Linked DNA regions of Homo sapiens: region 2 is linked to region 1. Evidence: chromatin loops called from intact Hi-C (ENCODE). Cell type or tissue: PC-3. All regions are shown on one strand. Links, peaks and the distances in the headings refer to the core of each region. The heading gives the core; the rest is flanking DNA. Region 1 has its middle 11 kb from the start of PKP4-AS1. Region 2 overlaps PKP4 (plakophilin 4).

What was found. Peaks named below come from ENCODE experiments on the same cell type or tissue, not always from the same donor. Only the 100,000 strongest peaks of a DNase experiment are listed, where the experiment ranks them.
Region 2: it touches region 1 in a loop (3-fold over the local background); 4 of 110 quality-filtered maps call a loop at or near these places.

Annotation. Positions count from the first base shown.
Region 1 is chr2:158,744,498-158,747,415 of GRCh38, reverse strand. No RefSeq gene overlaps it. Among named protein-coding and RNA genes, the nearest start is that of PKP4-AS1, 11 kb to the right of the region's middle. RefSeq lists enhancers at 1,607-2,107, 2,108-2,608. In PC-3, for the core only: CTCF peaks have their summits at 1,381 and 1,580 (motif pointing right); a DNase peak (open chromatin) is centred at 1,605.
Region 2 is chr2:158,617,929-158,620,846 of GRCh38, reverse strand. All of the region lies in intron 4 of PKP4 (plakophilin 4), which reads right to left. Among named protein-coding and RNA genes, the nearest start is that of PKP4-AS1, 120 kb to the left of the region's middle. RefSeq lists an enhancer at 996-1,290. In PC-3, for the core only: no CTCF peak of the experiment used is centred there; a DNase peak (open chromatin) is centred at 1,206; H3K27ac peaks cover 1,050 bases.

The sequences.
Region 1 (2,918 bases), core at 196-2,695:
TCATATGCAGTTTTCTTGTTCCTGGTGGGAGTGGGTGGGGGCAGGGAACTCCTACTGAGTCCCTCTTTTCAGCCAAGGAGATATCTAAGGTTTAAATCCCATTTGCAGATCTGAGATGATCATTATTTTCTTGAAACCAATAAATGATGCATCTTTTCTGGGTGTCTCTTATAAACTCTTCCTACTTTTTTATATTCTCTGCTTATTATAAGAAATGAGATCACGGTTATGAAAGCTGCTTTATCAACCTTTAAATGCTGTATAAATGTTAATTGTCACTGTTACAATGACTCACTCTGGTGCTCCAATCCCTTTCTCCCTGGGATGCAGCATTTACAGAATTGTAGTTTCATAATATAAAAATAATTGAAACCTACACAAATAGTAATAGCCATTTATATTACAAAAGGGTCCGTTCTGTTAGTGTAATAAGAAAATGACTGTAAAGTACATCATCAGTTCTCTGTCAAATGCAGGAAGAAAGAAGTGTAGACATCACTCCCCCTTGAATCCTGAGGTTATATCCAGACACGCAAATCCAGAAACTTCCACGCCGACACGTCCAGACACTCAGAGCTGCCTCCTGCCTGCCCTCAAACCTCCAGGGTCAGATCCTCTAGTTACCCGCAGCTCTGCAGTGGAGCTTTCTTCAGATCACTTCAAAATGGAGATAGTAAACACCAGCTGAGGCTTGATTTGCCCAAGCTCCCAAACAATGGACTCTTCCTTGTTTGTTTTGAGAAGTTTGAACTTGGCTCTGCCTTTCCTGTAGACCGCAGCAGTTTTCACAGACACAGCCATACAAATATTGTATGATTCCACTTATAGGGGGTACCCAGAATAGGCAAAGTCACAGAGACAGAAAGTAGGGTAGAGGTTACCAGAAGCTGAGGGGAAGGAAGAAGGAGGAGTTATTGTTTAATGGGCATGGAGTTTTTGTTTGGAATGATGAAAATGTACTGGAAATGGATGGGGGTGACAGTTGCACAGCACTGAATCATTCAATTAAAAAAAAAGCTAAAGGGTAAATGTTATGTTATATATATATATATTTTGCCACAATAAACCAGAGCAAACAATGACAACAATAACATATTTGATATCAATTCCCCCAAAATGGTGTCATCCCCTGGGGACAGCTCCTAATCTGTGTTGTGTGGCAGCGACATGGTCATGGGAGGGAGGGTGAAGTGGACAGGATCTCCAGTCCTGGGAGAATGAGCCCCATATGGGAAGACCCAGCCAGGAGTGCCCGTCAGGCAGCTGCAAGCATCTCCTAGCACTGAGAGCTCGCGTGGGTTTGGACATCAGCAGGAAGGCTCAGCTCATCTTTCCTAGGTACCTTTCTTACTTCTGAAGACAAACCGAAAAGTTTTTTTCTTTTGACAGAGGCTAGAAAGTGTTAGAAAGCTGTCCTGGTTGAGCAGGTCTGCTTCAGTCTAAGGACTCCGTGAGAGGTGCGTGGGATCACAGAAAGCCAACTTTGAGAAAGTAGAAGCACAGTGGAGTCTACTCAGGAAACACAGCATTTCTGGGGTCTTTCTGTTGGTGAGGGAAGGAGACAGGTTGCTTACTGGAAAGAGTTTAAGACAGCGGCCTCTAGGTGGTGCACAGACCGTGATAAATACCTGAGAAGAGGATGAGATTTTTGTCAGTGAATCAAGCTTCATGGCTCAGTTCAGAAGCAGGGGATTTTTGTAAGGATGCTACTCCCTGCCCCAGCTGAAGGCAAGCCCTAAATATGAACCTCCTGGAGTCGATTTAAAGATGGCAGAGCTTTGATCATCTTGATGACAATGGGGGGAAGGCATCACAGCTCCCTGAGGATGCCGCGGAGCCATCAGCTGTGGCCTTTCCCGCCAGGAGGGAGGTGAAGTGCGCCAATGGAAACATTCAGTGCTCGGAGAAGAAAAGGCCTATTGTTACTCCCGGGAGGGTGTCAGTGGGGGCGCTGGCTGAACGCAGTGGTGGAAGGGGTGATCTCTCAGCCGTCAGGAGAGAATGCATTCAGGCCCTCAGCTCTAGGAGTGTGTTTTTCCCCCCTCCTCTTTTCAAGCCTGTATCATCTCAGCAAGTGCCTCAAGTGAGCAGCAGACAGGACAGAGGCCAGCCACTGGGGAGGCAGGGCTGGAGGAGCAGGCAGCTCCTCTCACCCTCCCAGGGCCATTCTCATGCAACACACAACCAACACGCACACATGCAAAGCCCTGTGAGGACAGACTGACATGGCCTGGAGAGTGCGGCAATCCATTGCTGCAGAGAGTGGAGCAGGCGGCGCTCACTCTCAGTGCCCAGGTTAGTTCTGTTTTTCTCCATTACACCACAAGGGCTCAGTCACTTCACCTATGCTGAGCAGGTCTATTCATGATTCTGTGCAAACTGGGAGCACTTAGCTAGTTGGTGACATGCATTTACGGGAGGCCCTCCAAGGGCCCCATGCTTGACTCAAGGCAGTGGTGAGGTGCAGAGGAAGCAGAAACTTCTGTCTCAGGCTTCAGGAGGGTACAGTCTGGAGCTACACTACCCATTATGGTAGCCACTGGCCATATGTGGCTATTTAAATTAAAAGTAGCTAAAACAAAAAATTCAACTCCTAAGTTGAACTAGCCATGTTTCAAGTGCTCAGTAGCCACATTTGGCCAGTGGCTACCATACTGGACAGCACAAAAACCATTTCCATCCTTGCAGAAAGTTCTGCTGGACAGTATTGTGGCATTTTGGGCATCTATGGGAACGATATAAGGCCACTTACAAAGGTGGAAATTAAGAGCAAATCAATGGGGGGAAATTAAGGCTCAGACGAATTGTGTCTTCCAGCCAGTAAGTGGTCTTCTGATTTCTACTCCAGAGTTTAGAAGCATCCTGAGGATGGTCTTGACCCTAATACATGAAATGTTTGCATTTGGGGTGGGGAGTGG
Region 2 (2,918 bases), core at 128-2,627, 130 kb after region 1:
CTCTTAACTATATGAATGTGTTCCATATACTTATACTTCATTAATATATTTTGCTGAATTTCATGAATGTTGTTTGTTGTGATTGTAAGTCTCAATATTAAATCAAAATCTGAAAACTGATCCTGTTCCTCTTGGAAAACTGACCTCTCAGACACCTTCCTCCAAGGGATTAAAAGACTGAGAATGGAGACCAAGTATTTCAAGAAGGGTCCTCCATCTTCCAAACAATTAAAAATGAAAACTTACACAACGTTCATATTATTGAGCTTGGTGATGAAGCCTCTGAAGGTAGAGCACATTTTATGTTATATTTCATGTCACTTACAGTCAAAGGAACTCTATACAAAGTTTTAGAATTGCAAGCAATGAAAATTTTCTTGTTCACCTGCTTATTTTATTCCTTTAGCCTTTTTTAAAGGAATATAGGCAAGTCTAACCTAACCATTGTTTCTTCCAGCCAAACTCATCTCTTCCATTATCTGCTTTAATTTAACAGTACCATTTGCCATCCTGAACTTGAAAAAAACAAACCCCATTCAAACTTCTGTTTTTTATGCCGTAAACTTAGGTGGTGTAGATCATGCTTCCTTTTCCCAATTCGATTCCCGTATGTCCTTCTTTCTCTAATATCTTCAAAATGTATTTTCCCATTTTCTGATGGACTTCAATACAAGCCATTCCTTCCTTGCATTTAACCCTTATATTATTAACAAACTTTCTTTCAGAAATGCTACTTCACTCTCACTTCAAAGATAATTAAGTTCTTATCACATTCTGAGTTTAACATACAATCCTAAGGATTTAAATGTCTACCTCCTTTCCTCCCTCCCTGTCTCCCTCTGGGCCCTATTACATGCCAGGCCCTATGCAGTTATGAGAGAAGGTAAGGGGTGTGTGTGTGCGTGTGTGTGTGTGTCTGGGGGAATGGAGCTTAGGAAAATCTTCCTAAAGGAAGTAACATCTAAGTAGCATCCATTTACCACAGGAGGCCAGCCTTCTCTTTCTGTATAGCGCTTATCACCATTTCTCCCCACTAGAATATAAGCTCCACGAGGACAGACAGACTTTTATCTGGTTTGTTATATCCTCAGTGTCTAGGATGGTGCAGAGTACTCAGTAGGTGCTCAGTAAATATTTGTTGAACAAGCAAATTCCCAGTAACAACAGCAGCTTCCTTTTACTGAGTGCTGACTCATGCCTGGCATTGCATTGTGGCTTTACCTTACTGTGTTCAATGAAGTTTGGCTATGTAAAGCAAACTTCTTAGGGACTGCTGATTAAGCTGCTTTAGAAGGTGAATACAAGGTTTAAGGGAGAAGTGGGAAATCCCACTGCATTCTAAACCTTTAACTTGATGTCAGATTCAATTCAAGGTTTTGTTTCCTAGCCTCTGGAAAGATTAGCTGACATTCTTAGTATAGGTTTTTACCGACCTGTCTCCTGTTATATTATTTGACAGAATGCTTCTGTATGGTAGAATTCTGTGACAGTTCTGATTGCTTCAGTTTGGAATTTCAACAAAGATTAAAGATTGTATATGGTTTCCCTGGTACACGTTGAAACATGAGCTGAGTCACTGTCAGGCTGACAATACCAGAAAGTGCTCTGCTTTACTTGTACATCTTCTATCATGAGTTTTCCAGAGTTCTAAACATTCTTATACAGTAATTCTCAAAGGAGTTTTGCTAAGGACTAAGTAAAATACCAAGGAATTGGAATAGCTGGGAATAGCTGCACAGGTGCTGGCCTGAAATCAGAGCTATGCAGCAGTCAACCTTTGTTCCATCAGGGACGGAAACCCTGGGAAAGCAAATACGAACTAGCAAGAAACTACAGATAAAAAGTACCACTGTGGTAGCCTCAAGGCTTCACATACATGGAAAAATGTTCTGTCTTGGAAAAGAAAAAGATGTTCAGATAGTTCTCAGCTTTACTTAAATATAAGGTAAAATCTAGGACACCAATATATTAAAGCTTTTGGCTTAGAAACACTAGGTGGCATGTAGTGTCAGGGTCTCAACATTTTTCACCATGGAAACCAAAACCATTAGAATTTTATGTAAGCTGCCCACCCACTTTTTAAAAAAAGCTATTCAGAGCTTAAAAAAAAAACAGAAAAAGAGAAACATACCCTAAAAATTGTAGCTCAGAAATTGTGTCTTTTCACTCAATGAAACATATTCTCAGAAACCATGTAACAATCTTGCTCATTTAAACTCTTCCTTATGAGAAGCTATTTAAAATAAATAACCTTAGAGAAAGCACAAATCATGAGATATGTGATTCCATACTGGTTGCCCTAATAAAACTTCACGAAATTAGTATCTCAAACAATACAAAATTATTCCAAAAGTAATATGACAGCCATATTCCTTTTAAATATTATGACCTGTGTTTCATATATTTTTTAATGCAACGCCCTAGAAAACAGAATCTAGAAAAGGACACTGAGATGCTAACTAGAACACTAAAATACAAAATTCTCAGGTACCCAGGATCTAATTTGAAAATCTAAGTAACTGGGTTTAAAGGATAGGACTTAGGTTTTGTGACCTATCTTTAAGTAAATATAAAACTAAGAGTTAATAAAAGATTTATTTAATATGAACTTTAGTATAAAGCAATCAACTTCTATTCTATAAATAAGGTCTTCAGTTATTTTTTCTTTTTTTTGAGACGGAGTCTCTACAGGCTGGAATGCAGTGGCATGATCTTGGCTCACTGCAATCTCTGCCTCCTGGGCTCAAGTGATTCTCGTGCCTCAGCCTCCTGAGTAGCTGGGATTACAGATGTGTTCCACCATGCCTGGCTAATTTCTGTATTTTTAGTAAAGATGGGGTTTCACCACGTTGGCCAGGCTGGCCTCAAACTCCTGACCCTAAGTGATCTGCCCATCTTGGCCTCCCAAAGTGCTGGGA